Regions from separate parts of the Mus musculus genome. Here region 2 is linked to region 1. A link is a loop called in an ENCODE intact Hi-C map of the cell type or tissue named here. Cell type or tissue: heart. All regions are shown on one strand. Each heading gives the region's core, and the rest is flanking DNA. Links, peaks and the distances in the headings are about the cores only.

The links. Peaks named below come from ENCODE experiments on the same cell type or tissue, not always from the same donor. Only the 100,000 strongest peaks of a DNase experiment are listed, where the experiment ranks them.
Region 2: it touches region 1 in a loop (2.8-fold over the local background); 3 of 42 quality-filtered maps call a loop at or near these places.

The regions. Positions count from the first base shown.
Region 1 is chr15:98,498,731-98,511,385 of GRCm38, forward strand. It overlaps the pseudogene Olfr278-ps1. Among named protein-coding and RNA genes, the nearest start is that of Olfr279, 7.6 kb to the left of the region's middle. In heart, for the core only: CTCF peaks have their summits at 5,947 (motif pointing left) and 8,124 (motif pointing left); a DNase peak (open chromatin) is centred at 5,931; H3K27me3 peaks cover 1,724 bases.
Region 2 is chr15:98,384,637-98,397,291 of GRCm38, forward strand. No RefSeq gene overlaps it. Among named protein-coding and RNA genes, the nearest start is that of 1700031M16Rik, 7.5 kb to the right of the region's middle. In heart, for the core only: a CTCF peak has its summit at 5,378 (motif pointing left); a DNase peak (open chromatin) is centred at 5,395.

The DNA.
Region 1 (12,655 bases), core at 2,054-10,053:
AGTTTCTTTATTATTTTGTTTATATATGGATGTTTTGCCTGTATGTGTGCGCGCGCGCGTGCGTGCATGCGTGTGTGTGTGTGTGTGTGTGTGTGTGTGTGTGTGTGCGCGCGCGCGCGCGTGTGTGTCTGTCTGTGTCTGTGCACAACACCCATGCCTCTTGCCTGGCACCATGGAGACCAGAAGAGAGTGCAAATTCCTTAGAACTTGATTTCTAGACAGCTGTGAGCTGCCATTGTGAGACCAAACCAAGTAAAATAGACCTTGCAGGCTAAAGGTTCTGTTTGCAGTTAAGACCGTTAAGAATAAATCACTAACCAGGTGGTGGTGGTGACACACATCTTTTATCCCAGAACTCAGCAGGCAGAGGCAGGTGGATCTCTGTGAGTTCCAGGCCAACCTGGTCTACAGAGCTAGTTCCAGGACAGCCAGGACCACACAGAGAAACTGTGTCTTGAAAGCAAAAACAAACAAACAAACAAAAAAGGAATACATTTGTTTGATGCGCCTGATCACCCGTGGGCAGATCTACCTCCGAGTGTATATCCGTGCCCCTGGTTGAACCTGATGGGAAATGCCTTATGGATGTTTCTTTATAAGCCTCAACAAAATGTGACTCATTACCATGTCCTGCAAACCCTGGGATGGTCCTGGCCAGAGCCCATGCACCTGGCCAGTATCTAAGTAAAGCTTCCTTCAAATTTGGTTCAAAAATTGTCTTCCATGATTCTCAGGTTTAATACCATGTAAGTGCTGAGAACTGAACTCGGGTCCTCTAGATGAGCAGCCAGTACTCTTAACCAGCAAGCCATCTCTTCAGCCTCTACTTACAGATTCTTAATCCAAGGCTGCTAAGTCTAAGGTTGGAACCAAAGGAAAGGGGAATTAGTATTGTGAACCAGAATTAAGATAGGGCTTCCTGCCAGGCTTCAAGTGCTGGCTTGTAGATGAAGGACCAAAGCGCTGAGCCCTAAGTCCCTGGCTGTGCTGGCCAGAGCAGAGGCAGGCAGACAGAGGTTTGCCTTGGGAAGCAAAGGGCAGTTAAGAGAGTCAAAGCTCTAACTACTCAAGCCTAGAGCCCAGGAGACCAATTAGGCCGCTGCTGGGTGAGTTTCAGTCCCCATAATTGCTGTTGGACCAATAAATAGTGAAGGAAGGAAGGAAGGAGGCAATTAAATGGGAAAGAAGGTAAGTTAACCCCAGTAAGGTGACTCTGACTCTCGAAATAGCTCTGCCTCTACCAGAGGTTCTTTGAAGGCTTCTCGAACAGCAAAAGCTAAGGGAACTAGCGCGTGCCCTTTGCCCCAGAGGTTTGGGCAGACTGGACAATGTAAAATTGCATCTCTTTAAAAACAAAAATCCAGAACAGTCTCCCAGGAGGTGGTGGTGCACGCCTTTAATCCCAGCACTTGGGAGGCAGAGGCAGGCAGATCTCTGAGTTCGAGGCCAGCCTGGTGTACAGAGTGAGTTCTAGGACAGCCAGGGTTACACAGAGAAATCCTGTCTCATAAAGGAAACAGACAAAAACAGTCTGAGGTATGTCCTAATGATAGAGCAAGTGCTGAGCATGTATGGACCCCTCAGTTAAACAAACCCGCAACACAAAAACATTTCTAGGTTTTTACTTGAACTATATCAATGTGTGTGGGGTTTTTCTTCCAAAGTGTGATACATGACCCACCGGTGTTGGGATGATCTGAAGTAATTGTTGTCTCTGAGGAACTGGGGTATAGCCAGATGGCTGTACTTGCCAATCATGTGCAAGGTCATAGCTTCAAGCCCCAGTACTAAAAAAGTCACTAAGTACAAATAAAGACTTCTGAGCAGTCAGACCCAAAGAATCTAGCTGTCTAGACAGGGAGCCCAGCCCAGAAGACTGTCCTTCATAAACGGCATGATTGAGTCTCTCTGTAGCAAGAGAGCACCATGCCCAGTAGTGAGGGGATTTCAGTAGCAAAGGCAAGCAGGCAAAGTGGGGAATACAGATGTTCACAGATGTGGACACATGGAACGGAAGGAGGGGGAGGAAGAAATGTATGAGAAAGGGCAAATGACAGTGTCTGAGGACATCTGAGAGTGTCTGAGGATGTCTGAGGGTATCTGAGAGTGGGGGCATCGGAGGGTGTCTGAGAGCATCTGAGAGTGTCTGAGGGTGTCTGAGGACATCTGAAGGAGTCTGAATGGGTCTGAGAGTGTCTGCAGGTGTCTGAGGATGTCTGAGACCATCTGAGGGTGTCTGAGAATGTCTGAGGGTGTCTGAGAGGTCTGAGGGCATCTGAGGATGTCTGAGGGTATCTGAGGCCATCTGAGGGTGTTTGAGGGTGTCTGCAGGTGTCTGAGGATGTCTGAGGGCATCTGAGAGTGTCTGAGGATGTCTGGGGCCATGTGAGGGCGTTTGAGGGTGTCTGAGAATGTCTGAGGGAGTCTGAGGGTGCCCGAGGGTATCTGAGGACATCTGAGAGGTCTGAGAGCATCTGAGGGTGTCTGAGGATGTCTGAGGGCATCTGAGAGTGTCTGAGGGTGTCTGAGGCCATCTGAGGGTGTCTGAGACTGTCTGCAGGTGTCTGAGGATGTCTGAGGCCATCTGAGGGTGTCTGAGAATGTCTGAGGTCATCTGAGAGTGTCTGAGGGTGTCTGAGGCCATCTGAGGGTGTTTGAGGGTGTCTGAGACTGTCTGCGGGTGTCTGAGGATGTCTGAGGCCATCTGAGGGTGTTTGAGGGTGTCTGAGAATGTCTGAGGGAGTCTGAGGGTGCCCGAGGGTATCTGAGGACATCTGAGAGGTCTGAGAGCATCTGAGGGTGTCTGAGGATGTCTGAGGGAATCTGAGAGTGAGGGCATCTGAGAGCATCTGAGGGTGTCTGAGGGAGTCTGAGAGTGTCTGAGGGCGTCTGAGGGTGTCTGCGGACATCTGAAGGAGTCTGAGTGGATCTGAGAGTGTCTGTGGGCATCTGAGGGTGTCTGAGGGCATCTGAGATCATATGAGAGTGTCTGATGGTGTCTGAGGGCATAGAGAATCTAGGACAGACAACCTCCCCGCCAGGGTAGAACAGAGGAAGATAATAAAAAGTCCTCTATCCAGAAGCTTGCTTGGGAAGTAGGTCAGACCTGAGCTGAATAGAAGTATTTGCAAATACTCAGAATATCTCTGCTAAGACTGGAAATGTCATTTAATGGTAGAGCAATTGCTTAAAATGCGCGTGCGCGCGCACACACACACACACACACACACACACACACACACAACTACCTCTGTGGTATTTATTCTTTGCCTTAAGGTCAAAAGGAAAATCCAGTTGGGTGGTGGTGACACACACCTCTAATCCCATCATTCAGCAGTCAGAGACAGGCTGATCTCTGTGAGTTCTAGGCCAGCCTGGTCTATGTAATGAATTCCAGGACACCTTGCTACATAGTAAGACCCTATCTCAAAAAAAGGGGGAATCCTGTGTTGTATGTGAGTATCCTAGTGTGGTGATTTGTATGTGCTAGGCCCAGGGAGTGACACTATTAGGAGGTATGACCCCATTGGAGCGGCGTGTCACGGTGGGTGTGGGCTTTAAGACCCTCATCCCCGCTGCCTGGAAGCCAGTATTCTGCTAGCAGCCTTCAGATGAAGTTGTAGAACTCTCGGCTCCTCTTGCAGCATGCCTGCCTGGATGCTGCCATGTTCCCACCTTCATGATAATAGACTGAACCTCTGAACCTGTAAGCCAGCCCCAATAAAATGTTGTTCTTGTAAGACTCTCCTTGGGGGCTGGTGAGATGGCTCAGCGGTTAAGAGTGCCGGCTGCTCTTCCAAAGGTCCTGAGTTCAAATCCCAGCAACCACACAGTGGCTCACAACCATCTGTAATGAAATCTGATGCCCTCTTCTGGAGTGTCTGAAGACAGCTACAGTACTCACATATAATAAATAAATAAATAAATAAATAAATAAATAAATAAATAAATAAATGACTCGCCTTGGTCATGGTTTCTTGCCTTGGTCATGGTTTCTGTTCACAGCAATAAAACCCTATCTAAGACACCTAAAAAGAGGACAGGGACAGTGTAAAAGGAACAGAGAAATCCGTGGGACAAAGGGTGCAGGGTCCTTCTAAGTGTGCACGCTCTCACGATGCCCAGGACTCTGTTTCTACCCCATGTAAACGTCACCGAGAGTCCGGGAAGCTCGGGAGACACAGACATCAACGGCACCAGAGCCTGGGTCCCAGGGTCAGAACATGGGGCATGGCTACCGTCAGCCACATGGAGAAGATACATACTTAACCCCTTCCTCTGCTCTGCCTGAGGGATCTTTAGATCGGCTAGCAAAAGTTAACTCCTTCCTGCGCACGACTTCCTTCCAAGATCGCCGAGATTCAGTCCGAATAGCATCACGCAGGGCCTTTCCTTGACTGTGTCCTTGCAGCATGGAAACGTGGTGTATGTCCATCCCCTCCTGAAGCTCAGGATGAATCGGACTGAGGTGACACCAGGAAAATGATGGGTCACCAGAAACCGCACCTGCCCAGAGGTCAAATCCTAGAACCAAGGGTCAGAAGGGCAAAGTAAAGATGAAAAAAGAAGGTGTGCGGGAGACAGAGAACAGGGACACAGAGCAGGGACACACAGAGAGAAGGAGAGACAGGGATGGTGAACGAGAACGGAGAAACAGAAACACGGGAAAAGAGAGGACAAGAGGGAAGGTGCAGAAATCTCCATTCTTCTGCTTGAACCATGTGTTTGTTTTCCTCATGAAAAAGAAGTAGACTGAGGGTTTTTTGGGTTTTTTTTGGGGGGGGAGGGGGGGACTGGTGAAATGACTCAACCTGCTGCCAAGCCTGAAGACTGGAGTTGAATCACAGGGACCCACAAGGCAGAAGGAGAAAACTGACCTTCCTTTGATCTTCACCCACACATGCACACACATACCACACTCACACATACCACACACACACATCACACACTCACACATACCACACACACACACACACACATACCACACTCACACATACCACACACACACATCACACACTCACACATACCACACACACACATCACACACACAACAAACACATGCACACACACATTAAAAATTAATCGTTTTTTAAGATTTATCTATTTACACATATGAGTGTTCTATTTGCATGCGTGCCTATATGACAGAAGAGGACATCGGATCCCATTACAGATGTTTGTGAGGCACTATGTGGTTGCTGGGAATTAAACTCAGGACCTCTGGAAGAGCAGTCAGTGCTCTTAACTATTGAGCTATCTTGTTCCAGCCTGTGCAATAATTTTTTGTTGTTGTTTTCATTTTTGTTTTGTTTGTAGGTTTGTTTGTTTCTAAGCAAGGTTTCTCTGTATAACAGCCCTTGGTTGTCCTGGAACTTGCTTCTGAGTTCCTCCTCGGAACAACACACAACTAGCAGCAGCTGAAAAGATGCAGGATGAAAACATTTAAAAGACTCACAAAATGGTTCAAAATAAGATAAACATGTCCGTGGGCCACAGTGGGAGAGACATTTAATGAACACCATGGGCTCGCAGGAGCTTTGGCACGCTGGGTTCTAGGATTGAGTGAGTAAAAGTGTCTATAAGTTGTTCAGCTCCCTCAGTTCACAGACACTAAAGCGATCCAGCTGCATTAAGGACAGGAGCCAGGACCTTCCAGATGTGGGAGGTGGTGAGTGGAGTCATTTAAAAACTGCTGTGTGTGACAGGAGTAGATGGAGGGAGGTAGGGGGGACAGACAGCTTCACCACCAGGAACTGACCCAGCGAGCGCACCTCTGGATCCATAACCAGACCTGAAGGAGCCTCAGTCTCGCCAGCGGCCACCGCCACCATGTTCCCAATAGAAGGCCCGCTTAATGCTCTTACACAGGACCTCAGTTTGATACCAAAGAACCGCATCAGGTGGTTCACAACGGCCTTTAACTCGTTTCAGGAGCTCCAGCGCCCCCTTCTGGCCTCCCCAGGTATTGTACCTGTAGTTACCTCTATCTACAAGGGGAGCGAGGCCAAGCAGAATTGGAAAACCCGCCCCTAGATGAAGAGCCACGCGCAGTTGAAGCCTCTAAGTGAGCAACAGCGTCGTTTTTGTTCAGTAATGCGTCTATTGGTATGTCATGGACCGTCCTTCTCCGGTGTGCATGTCGGCTGCACTAATTGGTCTCAGTGAATAATAAAAACATTTTTAAGGAGAGGGCATGAATCTGGATGGGACACATTGGGTGGAATCCCGGGGAATGGGAGGGTAAAACTCGTCATAAGACAATTCTTTGGGTATAAATATAATTTTACTATTCATTTTCAATTAAGCAAACTTGCATAGCAATACAATGGATGTGATTCTTTATTTTTACACAAAGAACTGTATCCTGGGCTGAGGAGAAGAACTCACTGAGCAAAAGGCAAACACACAATGCCCAGTACTGGAGCTAGTCCTGCCAAACCATCCAGTTCTAGGACTAGTGAGAGAGTCTGTCTCCAGGAATAAGGTGGAGAGCAATAGAGGAAGATTCATGGCTGCCCCTGGCTTACACACACACACACACCAGCATGTATGTTCATGTACCTGAACATATGTATGCACACATACACACACATACATGTACCTGAACATATGCACACACACGTGTACATACACCTGAACGCACACATGCACGCACACACACAGAGTGTGTACATGTACCTGAACACACGCACATGCACACACACATGTGTACATGTACCTGAACACACACATGCACACACACATGTATGTGTACATGTATCTGAATACACACACGTGCGTGTGTGTGCACATGCACTTGAACACAAAAACACGAACGTACACATGTACACGTACCTGAACACATGCATGCACGCACACTCGTGCATCTAAAAACATACTCGTGCATCTAAACACACACATAGTTGCTGTGGTCATGGTCTCTTCACAGCAATAAAACCCTGACTAAGACAGACAGTAAAAGGACTTCAGTTGACATCATGCATCCAATCTGAGCCGGCCTGATGCCTTTGCACACAGTCAGTGTTCGAAACCAGGCTATGGGCCAGAAAGATGGCTCAGAGGGAAGAGGCAACTGATTGCTATCCTGAACTGATAAAATCTGAGGTCCATCCCCACACAGCGGAAGGGGCGAACCGACTCCTGAACACTGTTCTCTGACGTCCACACGTGCACAGTGCCAGAAGAGGCCAGAAGTGGGCATGGAACTCCAGGAAGCGGAGTTCCAGGAGGTTTTGAGCTTCTGTGTGGATACAGAGGATCAATGTGTGTCACCTTTGAGAGTAGCCAACATTCTCAACCACTGAGCAATCTCTCCATCCCCTGACCATAATGATTTTTAGAAGACAACATGAAGTCAAAGAACGGAACAAAGAATACACACTACCAGAAGCGCCTGGAGTTCTGTTTTGATTTTAAATTAATCTTTTACTGTCTTGCATTCAGAGTCAAATTTTTCACGACCCCCACACTCATTTACACATTCACACATGACCCCATGGGAGGTGCGCTATCTAAGCAGCTGGGAGCTACATGCAGATCGCCACCGAAGACCTTCCCCGTGCTGGTCAGGGTTTGTCTCCTTTAATCCCCGATGAAACAGACCACAGGGAAGGGGAAGGGACTGGGTACTTTGACACACACACACACATACACACACACACATCTAGGTCAGAGGCAGATCTTTGACCTAGATATGAACAAGCCCTTCCCCAACCTGACTTCCTCTTCCTCTCTTGCTGGGTCAGGCTCTCTAGCCTTAGGCTTTCATATGAATACTTTCCCCTTGGCTCAATCTCAAAATAAGACGAGTCCTTGTCTTATACTGGTGTTGAAACTTTTGTCTGAAACAAATCATCCCCCAGGGAATCAGGGAGTCCAGAAGGAGAAGGAACAAAAGGCAGGACTGTTAAAAATAAACGATTAAATCCAAGTTTTCCTTTCCCAGCCCTGGCTCCTGGAATGACAACTCTGAGACTAAATATTTATTAATAAATGCTTAGGACAGGCTGGAGAAATGGCTCAGAGGTTAAGAGCACACCGGTTGCTTTTCCAAAGGTCCTGAGTTCAATTCCCAGCAACCACATGGTGGCACACAGCCATCTATGATGGGTTCTTGTGCCCTCTTCTGGCTTGCAAGCATACTTGCAGGCATAATAAATTAGTTTATTTTAAATTTATTATTTATTTATTTATTCCTTAAAAAAGAAAGAAGCCGGGCGTGGTGGCACAGTTCTTCCAGATACCTCAGCTATTAAAACACCTCTCCTGAGCGGGGTGTGGTGGCGCACGCCTTTAATCCCAGCACTCGGGAGGCAGAGGCAGGCAGATTTCTGAGTTCGAGGCCAGCCTGGTCTACAAAGTGAGTTCCAGGACAGCCAGGGCTATACAGAGAAACCCTGTCTCAAAAAAAAAAAAAAAAAAAAAAAAAAAAAGCCACCTTTCCTTTGAGGTAGAATGTGAAGCAGAGGAGGGGGCTCACTGTGGGCTTGGCACTGTGCTCAGAGCTTCCCGCTAACCCACTTCATTCACAAAAACCCCAGGAAGGGGGTACTATCATTGCAGTAGTTTGTATCTGGAATGTTTCAATGGCCCACAATTTTAAGGCTTTAAGATGAAAAAAATCTCTAAGAGATGGTCTGCTCACAACTACCTGATGGGTGTTGTGAATCTCTTATAAACATCACCTGTCAATAAAAAAGCCGATGGCCAATGAGCTGAGGCAGGAAGTAGGAGGTGGGACAATGGCAGGAACAGAGAGGATTCTGGGTAATAGTAAGGGATAAAAGAGAGACCATGTGAGAGCCGCGAGAGATTGGAGAGGAGATGGGACTGAGGAGAAATGAAAACCATCAGTGTTTGCACAGCAGGAGTCTGTGTCCATCCTCTGTGTTACCACCAAGGCCACGCAGACATCCCTGCTCTTAGCTGCCACCTGGGGCCGTGTTGATGTCCAAGGGCTGGCGCTCTCTCTCTCTCTCTCTCTCTCTCTCTCTCTCTCTCTCTCTCTCACACACACACACACACACACACATACACACACACACCTACACCTGAGTAGCACTGCAGAGCTGGCCCTGGTGAGGACTCAGTGAGCCAGCCCCAAGGCAAAAGGGCCAGAAGAGCTGGTCCTGCCTCTTGCTGGCTGCTACAGGCAGGAGACCTGCCCCACCTCTCACCTAGGCAAAGCAGGAGAGCTGACCTTTGTGGCACAGGGGCAGGAGAGCTGATGGGCAGAGCAACTCAGCTTCTAACTACACCCAGATCCAGGGTTTTGAGTTGACCACCCCAACATATACCCCATCTATGAACTGCTGGAGCGTGAGACGGGGCTGGTCCTGAAGACCCAACACTACAGGACCACGGTGACACAGGGCAACACCAAGATAACTGGACTGGCTGGTTTTGTGTGTCAACTTGACACCAGAGGGAATTATCACAGAGAAAGGAGCCTTGAGGAAATGTCTCCATGAGGCATTTTCTCAATTAGTGATCAAGGGAGAAGGGCCCAGCCCATTGTGGGTGTTGCTATTCCTGGGCTTGGGTTCTATAAGAAAGCAAGTTGCATAACCCAGGGGAAGCAAGCCAGTAAGCAGCATTCCTCCATGGCTTCTACATCCATTCCCGCCTGTGTGAGTTCCTGTGCTGACTTCCTTTGGTGATGAACAGCACTGTGGAAGTGTAAGCTGAATAAACCCTTTCCTCCCCCACTTGCTTCTTAGTCATAATGTTTTGTGCAGGGATAGTAATCCTAAGACAAATTGGTACCAACCTGACCATTCCTGTGACAACCTGACCATGTTTGGGGGAGGACTGTAGGAAGACTTTGGAAGTTTGGGTTAGAAGAGCCATTGGGATGTTAAGAGCTCTGTGGGATGTTGTGTAGGAGCTTGGGAGATGATGTTGAGAACAGTGCAAATGATGGAGGCCTGGCTTGTGACATTTCAGAGGGAAGATTAAAGGCTCTTATCAGGGCTATTGCTATTTTGATTGTGAAGATTCTGTGGTTTTGTTAGCTGGGGCTGAAGAATCAGCTGTGATTAACAAAATACTAGAACTACTAAAGCAAAAACTTTGCATTACTGGGACTATTGATGCTGGTTAGCTGGAGCTAAGAAATTAGCGGTGATTAAGAAGAGACCAGCATCATTGAGGTGAAATCTTCTGGGAAGTGTTTTCTGAGAGCACAGAGACTGTGTTCCAGAGATAGACAAGATTTTACCTTGTGCTGTGGCTGGACTTGGTAATGTGTAAGAGTCACCCAAGTGGTACTGGTTTTGAAGGCATGAAGGGGTTATGCAGAGCAGCTGAGGCTCGGCACTGTGAGAGGCCACGGAAGGCCATTGGTGAGGGTGTAGCCTCAGTTGCAATTGATGGCCCAGGACTTGAAGGGGTCACACAAGGGAGTTGATGTTTGGCACCATAAAGAGAGCTTATGAGAGGCCATTGGTGAAGCCCAGTTGCAGCAGAAGACAGCAGTGTTTTGGAGATGCCAGTACCATGAGATGACCACCAAGAGCAGCAACAGCAGTGGAGTGCAGGCAGCTGGAACCTAGAAGACAAGGTTTAGCTCAAAGGGCAAAGCTAGAAAGTGATTCAAGCCCTTGGAGGAGTCCCCTCCAAGAGCACTGGATATTGTTTGTTTGTTTGTTTGTTTGTTTGTTTGTTTTGAGACAGGGTTTCCTCTGTGTAGCCATGCCTGTGCTGGAATTCTGCAGACCAGGCTGGCCTCACACTCAGAGATCTGCCTGCCTCTGCCTCCTGAGCGCTGGGATTAAAGGCATGTGCCACCATGAGCCTTAATGGCAACTTGGTTTCAGTTCCCAGAACCCACGTGGCAACTCACAACCATTTATAACTCCAGTTCCAGAAGATCAGAAGCCCTCTGCTGGCCTCTGAGTGCATTAGGCACATATGCACTACACATGCACACATGCACACAAAACATCCATACACATAAACTTTAAAAAAATGTTTTTTTAAAGAAAAAATGTAAAGCAAGCTTCTAGACTCTTTTTTGTAAACATTCAGTCTTGCATTTCACTTTGGAAAGTGGCCTCTGTTATCAGCAGACTCATATGAAGTGAATATGAAAAGACACTCCCATTTAATCCCCCGGAACATACTTCTAACATTTCATAAAGCACTGTTAGAAGCTGACGGTATGGCAGAGCAGTGGTGGTGCACGCCTTTAATCCCAGCACTTGGGAGACAGAGGCAGGAGAATTTCTGAGTTCGAGGCCAGCCTGTTCTACAGAGGAAGTTCCAGGACAGCCAGGGCTACACAGAGAAACCCTGTCTTGGAGGAGGAGGAGGAGGAGGAGGAGGAGGAGGAGGAGGAGGAGGAACTAGAATGATGATAGAATAGATAGATAGATAGATAGATAGATAGATAGTAGTTAGACAGATGGTAGGGATAGATGGATATTATTGATAGATAAATAGATGATAGATAACAGAAATGTGTAATTATATAGATATCGGTATAATGATACAAAGTGACCACCTTGGGCCTTTCCCAGGACACCAAATCCCCACCCCCCCGTCTCCAAACCACAGAAAATAGTAGGGCTACATAAATATTCCTGGGGTAATGCTACATAAATATTCCTAGGATAACATGATACAACAAATGTCCATCGCTGATCTTCCAAGGTGAAAACGAATTGCTCTTGATGCACTGCGTAAGGGCACTGACCCAAAGTCAAAGACAGTTCTCACACACACACACACACACACACACACCACACACACACACACACACACACACACCACACACACACACACACACACACACACACACACACACACACACACACACACACACACATTCACATGCCCCCACTCCACATGACAGACTCTGCGATACAGGCTTTCTCCAAATGCCGCGAAGACCACACGGGGGCGCTGTCGGGCTGTGTTTTGCCCATAGTTCATCAACTTATCTCCCAAGCAACCAAGCCTTTGGTGGGCAGGGGTGGTTCAAGACCCGAAATGTAGACACATTTACAAAGAGGTGTGTCGGAGCAGCCAGCCTCGGTCCCACGCAGCATCAGTACCTGCAATGCAAGCAGCGGCAGGTCTGGGGATTGAGGGAGCACGCCACTGCACGGTCCACAGAAGCCAACTGTTTCCAGCCCCTGCTGACCCCATGTGTTGTGCTGAACATCCACCATGGTCCCTAGAGGAACTGTTTACAATGGGAAGCCTGGCGCACTCTTAACTCTCAGACTATCCGCATTGTAGAGTTGTGTTTATTAACCGTCTCTGACGTTTCACCAGCATCGGCTCCATAATAAAAGGCGTCCCAGTGGTCACCTGGATCATTAGCAAGTGTTATCCCCGATTCTGTGGTCCCAGGACCTGTAAGCTTTGCTTTCAAGAATAGGTTATAATGGAGGCTAATTTTTTCTGCCTCCTACGCAGTCAGCAGGACACTTCACTATCTGCCTTGTCCCAGAGACTCAGTAACCAGATCCAGAGTAACTCCCCTGGGCTTTCTCTTGCTTTCCAAGTTCCTGCAAAGCCATTATAGTACAGGGAATATAAGCACATTTATCCTGTGGCTGTTCTCTGCTCCCGCACTGGACACCTTTGGCCCAGGCGCTACTTTCCTATTTCCCTAGCCTGGAATACAGCATCGCGTGGGACTTGCCCA
Region 2 (12,655 bases), core at 2,079-10,078, 110 kb before region 1:
AAACCAAGGTTACTTGGCATCATCTGAAACCAATTCTCTCACCATAGCAAGTCCTAAATACACCATCACACCTGAAAAGCAAGATTCAGATCTAAAATCACTTCTCATGATGGTGATAGAGGACTTTAAGGACATAAATGACTCCCTTAAAGAAATATAGGAAAACACGGGTAAACAGCTAGAAGCCCTTAAAGAGGAAACACAAAAATCTCTTAAAGAATTACAGGAAAACACAATCAAACGGGCAAAGGAAATGAACAAAACCATCCAGTATCTAAAAATGGAAATAGAAACAATAAAGAAATCACAAAGGGAGACAATCCTGGAGTTAGAAAACCTAGGAAAGAGATCAGGAGTCATAGATGCAAGCATCACCAACAGAATACAAGAGATAGAAGAGAGAATCTCAGGTGCAGAAGATACCATAGAAAACAACAGTCAAAAAAAATGCAAAAAGCTCCTAACCCAAAACATCCAGGAAATCCAGGACACAATGAGAAGACCAAACCTAAGGATAATAGGTATAGAAGAGAGCGAAGCTTCCCAACTTAAAGAGCCAGTAAATATCTTCAGCAAAATTATAGAAGAAAGCTTCCCTAACTAAAGAAAGAGATGCCCATGAACATACAAGAAGTCTACAGAACTCCAATTAGACTGGACCAGAAAACAAATTCCTCCTGTCACATAATAATCAAAACACCAAATGCACTAAACAAAGAAAAAATACTAAAAGCAATAAGAGAAAAATTTCAAGTAGCATATAAAGGCAGACCTATCAGAATTACACCAGACTTCTCACTGGAAACTATGAAAGCTAAAAGATCCTGGGTAGAAGTCATACAGACCCTAAGAGAACACAAATGCCATCCCAAGCTACTATCCCCAGCAGAACTCTCAATTACCATAGACAGAGAAACCAAGATAACAAAAACCAAATTTACACAATATCTTTCCATATATAGATGGAAAACACCAACACAAGGGGGGAAACTACACCCTAGAAAAATCAAGAAAGTAATCTTTCAACAAACCCCAAAGAAGATAGCCACACAAACATAATCCCACTTCTAACAACAAAAATAACAGGAAGTAACAATCACTCTTCCTTAATATCTCTTAACATCAATGGACTCAATTCCCCAAAAAAGACATAGACTAACAGACTGGATATGTAAACAGGACCCAGCATTTTGCTGCATATAGGAAACACACATTAGTGACAAAGACAGACACTACCTCAGAGTAAAGGCTGGAAAAACAATTTTCCAAGCAAATGGTCCCAAGAAACAAGCTGGGGTAGCCATTCTAATATCGAATAAAATCAACTTTTGACCAACAGTCATCAAAAAGAAAGAAAGAAAGAAAGAAAGAAAGAAAGAGAGAGAGAGAGAGAGAGAGAGAGAGAGAAAGAAAGAAAGAAAGAAAGAAAGAAAGAAGAAAGAAAGAAGAAAGAAAGAAAGAAAGAAAGAAAGAAAGAAAGAAAGAAAGAAAGAAAGAAAGAAAAGAAAGAAAGACACTTCATACTGGTCAAAGGAAAAAATCAAGATGAACTCTCAATTCTGAACATCTATGCTCCAAATGCAAGGGCACCCACATTCATAAAAGAAACTTTACTAAAGCTCAAAGCACACATCACACCCCACACAATAATAATGGGAGACTTCAACCCCACTCTCAGCATTGGACAGATCATAGAAACAGAATCTAAACAGAGACATAGTAAAACTAACAGAAGTTATGAACCAAATGGATCTGACACATATTTATAGAACATTTCATCCTAAAGCAAAATATATATATACCTTCTTCTCAGCACCTCACGATACCTTCTCCAAAACTGACCATATAATTGGTCACAAAACAGGCCTCAACAGATACAAGAAGATTGAAATAATCCCATGTGCCCTATCAGATCACCATGGACTAAAGCTGGTCTTAAATACTAACAAGAACAACGGAGAGCACACATACACAAGGAAGCTAAACAATGCTCTACTCAATGATAACTTGGTCAAGGAAGAAATAAAGAAATTAAAGTTTTTTTAGAATTTAATGAAAATGAAGACACATCATACATTATGGGCATCATGAAAGCAGTGGTAAGAGGAAAACTCATAGCTCTGAGTGCCTCCAAAAAGAAAGTGAAGAGAGCTTACACTAGCAGCTTGACAGCACACCTGAAAGCTCTAAAACAAAAAGAAGCAAATACACCCAAGAGGAGTAGACAGCAGGAAATAATCAAACTTAGGGCTGAAACCACCCAAATAGAAACAAAAAGGAACCATACAAAGAATCAACAAAACCAGGAACTGGCTCTTTGAGAAAATCAACAAGATAGATAAACCCTTAGCCAGACTAACCAGAGGGCACAGAGACAATATCCAAATTGATAAAATCAGAAATGAAAGGGAGACATAACAATGAAATATATCTTAAAATAATTATTCTGTTTGTTGAATATTAACAGTTGACAATATTAAAATCTTGTTTTACAAACATCAAGGAAATATTATTGATAATTTTTCCCACTGTGCTTGAAATTAGCATTTTCTTAATACTTAACTTCAAAGAGTTTTTGCTATTTTGAAATTTTAAAAATATTCTTACTGATAAAATAATTTATCTCCTAGAAACACTGATAATCTTTTTTAAGTAAACTGATTGTTAGACAATGTTCACAGATATATAATGTGTTTTAAATAATCTCTCACTATGTCGGGTGATGTCATATAAGGACTTTTGAATATATTTCTTAATGATTCATTTTTAATATTTTACACTCTTTTACTATGTTTAATTCCCAAAGAATATTTTGCATGTTTCGAAACAATTTAGTATTCAACATTAGATATAGGATCCTCAGTTATGGATAGTGTTAAATGTTCATTAATGATATTTTTAGAGTATAAATGGATATGAATATAAAAATTTAACAAATTTTTCATATATTATTAGATTCTCAAAATACTCAATATTGTTAATATGTTTGATGTATAAAATGCATTTAAATAATACAAATTAAGGGGAAAAAAGAAAAAGAAATAAATCTCTCATTTAGATTATTTATGTTGTGGATAGCTCTGTGCTGCTTGCTGTCCTGGGAGGGGCTGTCTGGAATGAGGAATGAGTCACACACTCAGATGACTTCTTGTGAACCAATCCCCTAATGAATAAAGGAGCCAATCATTGGGAGAGTAGGCGGGACTTCTGGATTGGATGGAGGAAGTGAGGAAGCAGGAGAGAGTTAGGTCCCTCTTTGGAATGGGGACAGCAGAGGGGTAAGATATAGCTAGTAGAGTTTCCCTGTATCATGGCAGATCCTCAAGGATTCGCCACCAGAGGAATCAGATTTTAATAAGGCTTACAAGATTAGGTTTTAGTTGTTGCGCCCAGAGATTGAGTTACCGTTGTTTCTGAACTAAGTTTCTTATGTTGCATTTTCCTTCACGCAGAGAGAGAGAGAGAGAGAGAGAGCGAGAGAGAGAGAGAAGCTGAACTGGATGTGGCCCGAGGCTTTTGGCCTCAAAGCCCACACCCAGCACTTCCTCCAACAAGACCATACTTTCTAAACCTCCCCCAAACAGCACCACCAACTGAGGACCAAGTGTACAGATACCCGAGACTCTGGGGAGTGGGGGGGGGGGGGGGGGAGGCATCTCATTCAAACCACCACAGATATAAATGTTGGTGAAACTAATACAGCTGTAGACAAACATCAGGAGCAGAACAGAGCACAGCCTTGGCGTAGAAGAGGAGAGTGCTGACATCTGACTGTTTCATACACACATACCCATCCGAAGGTCCTTAGAAACCAAGCAATTTAGCTTCACAGTAAGAATTTACAGACGGTGAAGAGTCAGGGTTTATCCTTAAATTTATTTACATCTAAAGTATTTTGCGTGGCACCTGCCTCACATGCACACATTTCATGTGTGAAAGCTAAGTGCTATGTCATATACCCCTACCTGTCAACAAATACACCTACGTGCCAGTCCATACATATCTGCATACAACCATTTGCAGCCAATATGGGGGTGGGGAGGAGGAGATATTTTACACCTGGAGTTTTGTTTTGTTTTTTAATTTGAATAAGACAGACTTACAGGCTGTGAGGTCAGGGAATCCCCGTCATTATAGAAGGGTAAAGCGGAATTCTAAGCGACAGTAAGCAAAATCAATATGGTGTCTCAGTACGAGCAAACCTGTCTGTCTGCAGAGTCCGTTTGTTCCTGCTGTGGAAGCAGGGTGGCAGCCATCACAACTGTGGGCAGATAAGGAAGGCTTGGAGATGTGAGGTTTGGCCAAGGAAGTCCGACAGCTATTGTAGTAAATATTATTTGGGGGTTTCTACCCCACCTTAGATCATTCTGTTCCAAAATAAAACACACAAAACCTTTATATTTATAATAAGCCTTACAGCGCTAGAGCTGGGCAGATAATAGCCCTGTATGATATTTTGTCTACTTCCCTGTCAATAATCCCGAATATGACTTGCTGTGTTCCTCCTGGGCTGCTCTACTCCAACTGGACAGCCCCCATGGCCAGTTCTCACAATCTACCCACTCCACTCTGTCTTCCTCTGTCTTCTCCCTCCTCTCTTCCTCAAGATCTCTGCTTGGAGCCCTGGAAAGAAGCCCTGCCTACCTCTCTCTTCTGCCAGGCTATGCAGCAACAGGCCAAACCTCACCAGCTGAGAGTAACATGGGCAGGCTACGTCCTCACCTCTGCTTTCTCTCTTTTTAGTGTTGGGAAGGATGAGAAGTCCTTAGAATAAGCTCAGGATCAAGAAAAATATATACATAAATTATTTCCTGATTTCCTGTTTAACATTTACATCACCTCTTCTAAAAGCAATTCTGAGCCAGAAGACCAAGGAATTTGCTGTGAGTGTGTCTCCTAGCTGTGTCAGAAGCTACGCCCATAGAGTCTCACCAACATGACTGCCCACGCAGGAGCTGAACAGGGCAAGCAACAATAGGCTTGCTCCAGTGGATGAGGGAACACAGGAAGAACCAGGGAACAAAGAATCTGAGAGCAGGAGAAGTGGTCTCCCCAGGGAAGAGCACACAGTACCAAGTGGTCAGCCCTTGTAACATACATGTAACATTGTACACATATAGACACATATATGCATGTAACAACAATGAATGAAGTAAGCCACGAATTTGAAAGAGTTAGGAGGGATATGGAGCTTAGAGAAAGGAAAGGGAAGGGAAACTGTAATAATAACCTCAAATTTTAAAAATAATCGTTTATTACGCACAGTGTTGTGTAACCACTGCCACTGATTTAAGAATTGCAAAATGAAGGTCATACATGTGGCTCGACAGGAGAGTAAAGATTCCAGCTCCTCCAGGCCTCCTGCTAGACCCCCACTGCCCCCTGGTGGCACGTCTTCAGGATGACAAGTTTCTTCTTCAAATCCTTTTGACAGGCCATAGCACAGAAGCCATAGCACACAGGAAGAACTGTCAATGATCGTAGAGAGGCAGAGGCAGAGGCAAGACACTCAGAGCATTAAAGAGATCTTGTATCAGGACCCCAGACCTGTACGCAGAGAGACTAAAGGAATCACCAAAGTAGTGAGAGGGCTTGGAGTTGAGAAGCCCTCAAAAGAATGGTGAGCAGCTCACACGTGACTGTACAGAAAGACTGACAGACATTTGCATCAAGTCTGGACAACAGGCTTTGCTCTTCACATGCTACATAAGATTCAGGGTCTGTGTGTGTGTCTGCATCTGTGTGTCTGCATCTGTGTTTGTGTGTGTGTGTGTGTGTGTGTGTTACTGTCTAGCCATGTGTCTCTGTGTGTGTCTGCATCTGCATGTCCGTCTCTGTGTGTGTGTGTGTGTGTGTCTGTGTGTGTCTGTGTGTATCTGCATGTGCATCACTGTCTAGCCATGTGCCTGTGTGTGTGTCTGCATCTGCATATCTCTGTGTGTGTTGGTATCTATATGTATTACTGTCTGGCTGTGTGTCTGCATGTGTGTGTGTTTGTATATGTGTGTGTTACTGTCTGTGTGCCTGTGTCTGTGTGTTTCTGTGTGTGTATGTGTCTGTGTTTCTGTGTGTATGTCTCTGTGTCTTTGCATCTGTGTCTGTGTATCTGTGTCTGTGTGTATATGTGTCTGTGCGTGTCTGTGTGTCTATGTCTGTGTGTGTATTTCTGTGTGTGTGTGTGTGTGTGTGTGTGTGTGTGTGTGTATTATTATCTGATGGTGCGTAAGTTGCTGGCCTTCTGTCAATCATTTTCTCATTTCTAGAATAGCCACAATCATAGCAAGCACCTCACTGAATTTTACATTTAAATAACATTTTCGACTTCTTTACCACATCCCACATTTTCAATGTTTTGCTTTATCTTGTTTCAGCCCAAAGCTGTCAAGCACACAGAGCTCTCAGTCACTACTGTTAGCAGCTCACACTCATGAAGTCACTGAATTTGAAGTCTATGAAGTTCTCTCTTTATCTCAATCAAGGAGGACAAACTCATTTGTTTAAGCATGTCAGGCCACAGTGGTCCCCTCTCCATCCCCAGGCTCATGGGATATAAAGATGAACGAGACAGACTCTGCTTCTAAAACACCTGCCACACAGGAGAAAATCTGCCGATGGGTATAATGCAATGTAAGGAGTCCTTTTACACCAGTGTGGCAAGACTGTGTGTGAGCTCAGGGGAGAAAGAGTCAAGCTGTACCAGGCGGTGAGGGAAACCTCAGATCATTCCATGCCATCCTACGTGCATGGGCAAGAGTAAGGCAGACGATGAAAGAAAAATCCTCCAGGTGGAGACCATAATTTAGTGGTCAATGTTAGAGATTACCAGTGTGGATACTGGGGCGAGTAATTTCAGATTGAGGCTAGAGGCAATTGGCACAGGTAATTGGATATGGCCTCCAAAATGGAAGCTCACTCAAACCCCCTGGGGCATCTTCCCCTTCTCCGCATTTCTGCAACTTTTGATGAGTGGACTCTGAAGACAATATGGGCATCTGGCCAACGTCTTGGCAAGTCTCTAGATGAGGGAGAGAATGCACAGGCTCTCTTTGTCCCTGGCAGTTGTTCCTGGGCTCGACCCTGGGGAGGTGTGGCCACAGACTTTCTAAACTAACTTTCCTGAGACCTACCAGCAAAGGCAGTAACTAGACCCCAAGACACTTGGACGGAATTGCACTCCCACACACCCAGCCTTCCCTGTCCTTAATGATGCTCAGTGGGACTACAGTTCTTTCTCTCTAGGACAGAACATTAGTGCCTCTGTGGCTGGAGAGAGCATTAACTGAAATGTGTGCTAATGCCAGAAGAGGCAGGGCCTGGAGGGTCATAATTTCAGAGATCTGAAGCAGGCTTGCCTAGCTCACCAGAGAGAAGCTCACATAAGCCAAGTACTTGTTGGTCGCTGGCCAACAGTGTCAGCAGCATCAGCACTGCCCAGGAGGTCATTAGAAATCGTCCAAGGCTTAGATTACATGGTCAGACCCTGATGGCTGCACCCTAGCCCTGGAGTTCTTGGTTTGATAGGTCTGGAGTGAGCCTGAGAATTGGCCTTTCTGATGACATCTTACACGGTGCTGATAATTCTGATGCTACAGTTTCTTTTGTTTTGAATTGTCACATGCAAGTCCAGGATGGGGAGCTAGCAATTAGATGCAGTCAGAGACCTCTCTTTGGCACTGGTTTAGAGCCGAGCTTAAAGCATGTTCCTTTGAGTTCTAATCCGAAGCCCTAAGGATCTTCTCTCGGGTGCTCCCCGTGTTGGTCAGATTCTGTTTAATTTCAGTCTACGGGATCGTCGTTGTGTGCCCCAGAAGATGATAAGCATTGCTGCACACAGACTAACAGGGCACAGGTTCTAACTGGGAGAAGACCCTAGGATTAGAGAGTATTTGTTGACTGACATAGGAGACACATCACAACAGAAAGGCCTGGAGTTACAAGCATCAAATATATGAGTTTGTACAGGATTGTGCAACAGTTTGTACATATACAGGACTTCATCACCAGGGCAGTAGAGAGGACAGGCTCCTCCTCTGTGTGAGAGTTCACCTACTGTTATTCTCTTGTAACAGGCAGCTGTGAGGGCCTCCATCACTGCCCATGTGGGCACTCCCTGATGGTGTACCCAGACTTCACTGATGGATACAACACAGTTGCTCCTGGTGGGTGCCTTCTCCACTTACCAACATCTCACCCCAGTGGTATACAGCATGAGCTTTTAAATGCTGATAGACTAGAGCAGCGTTAGCAGCAACCTCCCGATAGCTGGTCATTATTATCCTGCCGCTGACATTCTGCATCCTCCTCACAGAGGTCACCTCAATTGACTTGTTATTGTTACAGGATACCAACCCTCATCTTTGTGACACTTCACACTTCGTGTTTAAAAAGACTGAAATGGCTCAGCATGTGTGAGCAGTGCTACTTCAGAATTCCAATAGAGACGAAGACCAGCTGAGATGTGCCGCCTCATGGACTAACAACTACTGGATTCCTGGCTTTTCTGTCAGGCACTGTTAGACCACAGATGATAAGCCACTCTAATAACACACACACACACATGCAACACATAATTATATTATATGTTATGTGTAATGTATTATGATGTATTACATACCATATATTTCTTATATGTTATATAGTAAATAGTATATAGTATATAATATAGTATATAGTACATGTTATATATTATATATTGTGTGTTATATATCATATACTATCCCCATATATGCAATATATTACATATTATATACATTATACACTATAGATTATATATGTTATATGTTATGTACATTATATATTATGTACTATATGCTATATATTATATTATACATATTCATTCATCACTTCTATTCCTTTAAAGAACCTGACTAATACACAGGAGTTTAGGGGGAGATATGAGGATGAATATGATCAAAATACAATCTATAAAATTCTTAAATGAAAATCTACTACTGTAGAAGCTCCCTAAAATGTATACATATGTAAAAGAATTTTGATGGGGGGGGAGACAATACCCCAAAATATGACAATCTCCCATTATATGCTATCAACTAAAAACCCCAGTAACAGGAGTGGATGACTTTTTGAGCCATTAGGCCCTCAGCGCACGCACAGGACCTGAACAAGATCAAGCCAGACACAATCCTAGTACAACGGCAGGGGAGTGAGATAAAAGTTCCACCGTAGCCAAGAAGCTATTCCCAAATAAAAGCTGCTATGAGAGGGGGAAATAGCAGTTTTCTACAGTTGTGGGGCCGTGAAAGGCAGCCTGTTTTGGTTGAATGAGGCTTGCTCTGGTGACCCAGTAGAAACCCAGTAGGAAACTCTACAAGGGATGGAACAGTGAGCCACATTCACAGATACAGGTGTCTGACACCACAGAGCCCCCAACTCCATAATTCTGTGACTATAAGTCACACAGACTCTGTCCCAAGCTTCTGGCATTCTGGCTAGACTCCACCCCCACAGTTACCTGGCAACAGCAAGGTAGCCCAGCCCACTATAAAAGGGGCTGCTTGGCTCCTCACTCTCTTTAAGCTCTCACCTTTCTTACTTTCATCTCTAGCCCTCCTTCTCTCTCTCCCTTCGCCCCTCTCTACACATGGACATGGCTGGCCTCTCTCTTTCTTTCTACCTTCTCTCTTTCTTTCTGCTTTTCTATAATAAAGCTCTAAAACCATAGACAGTCTCTGCTCATCAAGGCCTGCCACACTTGAACAATGGGATAGGCTTTCCTCTAAAAGAGTCGTGTCTAACCTCCAGCCCTGGAAGGCCTTCCTGCACTCCAACTACAGACTGGACCAAGTACTCTTGCCAGCATGGGAACCACCCAGCACCCCCTCTCTCCCTGTCCTCCCCTCCCTTTGGTCCTGGGGATGACCAAGCCACTCCCTGGGCCCCCATTTTGTTCTCAGCTCTTCTGCTGTGTCCAGTGGTGTCTGGGATACCCAAGACTGAGTACCTGTTACCTCTGGCCTCCGTGAGGCCCAGAGACCTCAGAGTGACCCTTGTCCAACCCCTATGGACTGAGTCCGTAGCTTTCCACAGCCAAACACCCACCCAGGGCTGCATGGAAAACATGTGGCAGTCCTCCTGCATCTGCCTGCACAGAGCACCAGAACTCTGGCGGCTGGATTTTCTCCCACTTCGTTTATTCCCCCATGCCCACTGCCCCTCATACAATGGTGATACTGAGTGAATTAGACACATACTCAGGAGCAGTTGGCAAGAATAAATCCAACTCTGTGGTTTTTAGTGGGCTTTTCTTTTGTTTTTGTTCTTTCAGAGAAAGGACATGTAATTGCATGGGTGGGGAAGACGGGGAGGATGCCAGGTTGATGCCATAGAATAAATCTTCGGTAGATCACAGAAGAACATGTTCCCAAACTAAGGAAAGACCTGCCCATTCAACTACAAGAGGCACAGAAAACACCAAAAGATGGGACCAAAGGGAAAGTCCCTGTGTCATATTACCCTTAAAAACTCTAAATACATAAACACAGGAAAGGTATTGAACGCTTCTAGAGAAAAGATACATGTCACACATAAAGGAAGCTCAGTAATAGCAGCTGACTTTTCCATGGAGACTTTAAAAGCTAGAACTTGGAGAGCCATGTGCCCCAAGTCTTAGGAGACTACAGATGACAACCCAAACTGCTATACCCAGCAAAACTATCTACCATCATTGACAGAAAAGGAAAAACTGTCCATGATATAAGCTAAAAGAACTCACCCCCACCAAACCAGGCCTACAAAGAATACTGGACATGATTGTTTAGATTGAAAAGGAGAATGGGCATAACAAAGAGGCTGCGCAAAGAAAACAAACGGCCAAAGGGGAACAGAAAGCAGCAACACAACACTCTTCACAGTAACTGTTAATGCCTGCAACTCACCAACCAATAGATCGGGTTAGTGGAATGGATGGAAAAACAAGAGCCATCTGTTTGTTGCCTCCAAGACACTCATCTTACCTTCCATGATAGGCACCAATACCGAGCGAGAGGATGGAAAAGGTATTCCAATGAATGGGACTGTGAGGCAAGCAGGCGTCACTAACCTAATACCTAACAGGATAGACTTTGAGCCAAAACCAACCAGAAAAGACAAAGACCCTTCATTCTGATCAAAAGAACAATCAACCATAAAGACACCACAGTCCTAAGTATATTCGTACTGTCTTAGTCAGGGTTTCTATTCCTGCACAAACATCATAACCAAGAAGCAAGTTGGGGAAGAAAGGGTTTATTCGGCTTACACTTCCATACTGCCGTTCATCACCAAAGGAAGTCAGGACTGGAACTCAAGCAGGGCAGGGAGCAGGAGCTGATGCAGAGGCCATGGAGGGATATTCTTTACTAGCCTGCCTCTCCTGGCTTACTCAGCCTGCTCTCTTATAGAAACCAAGACTACCAGCCCAGAGATGGCACCACCCACAAGGGGCCTTTCCCCCTTGATCACTAATTGAGAAAATGTCTTACAGTTGGATCTCATGGAGGCATTTCCTCAACTGAAGCTCCTTTCTCTGTGATAACCCCAGCTGTGTCAAGTTGACACAAAACTAGCCAGTACATGTACCAAACATAGTACACCCAATTTTACTGAAAACATATTGACCCTCAAGACAAAGATTAGCCCCCAACAGAATAATAGTGGTTGACTTCAATACCTCACTTCCTCCAACTGGCAGGTCATTCGGATAAAAAGTAAACAGAAAGATGGGAGTTAAATGAGATCATAAATCAAGTAGCCCTGACAGATATCTATGGAATATTTCACCTAAATACCACAGAACACACATTTTTCATAGGGCCTCACCCTGCCCTGAAATCTGGCAGTCTAGGGCTGCAGGAAGACAGGAAGTCATTGTCTTCAGTGGTGTAGCCACTGGGAAGCTACCTCTGCTATGGTTTCGCCCCTTTGCCCGAGGGACTGACCCTGGTTAACAGGTCCCAAAGCAAAAACTCAACTACAAAAACTAAGAGAGGCAGGACTAGCCTCTCCCTCAGCAGCTTTGGGAGTAACCGACCCTACATGGTACCTTCATTCCAGACATTAGATCTCTGTAACTGTGAAAAAATACATTTTCATTGCTTTTTTTTTTAGTGTTTTATACATTGAGATAAGTTTAATCTCATAAAGACAACCAAAAGCTTTAAAATGCCCATCAACTTTGAATTACATAAGTACAGAAATGTTGTTTCCTATGTAGGTAACGGATTTTTCACCCGAGTTGCTCAAGTGACCAAACCACCCATAATTATTTATTAATTCACTTTACATCCTGCCCGCACTCCCCTCCCTCCTTTCCCCCAGCCCCACCCTCACACACCCATTCCACCTCCTAGAGAAGGGGAGGCCACCCATGGGTTTTAAGGACTCAATATTGTGGTAATGTGTTATCACATCACCACGAGGAAAATACTTCACAGCACAATGGACTATTACATAGTAATGCAAAAGAATAAACTATTGACATACACAGTAAGATGAATAAATATAAAAATAATCAATCCACAAAAGGTACATATTATATAACATTATTAATTTAATATGCTGCAATTGTACTTTATAGTGACAGAAAACTTATCAGTAATTGCTTCAGGATGGGAAAAATACTAAAGGCAAGTAAGGTGAGTTAATAATTAAAACCAGG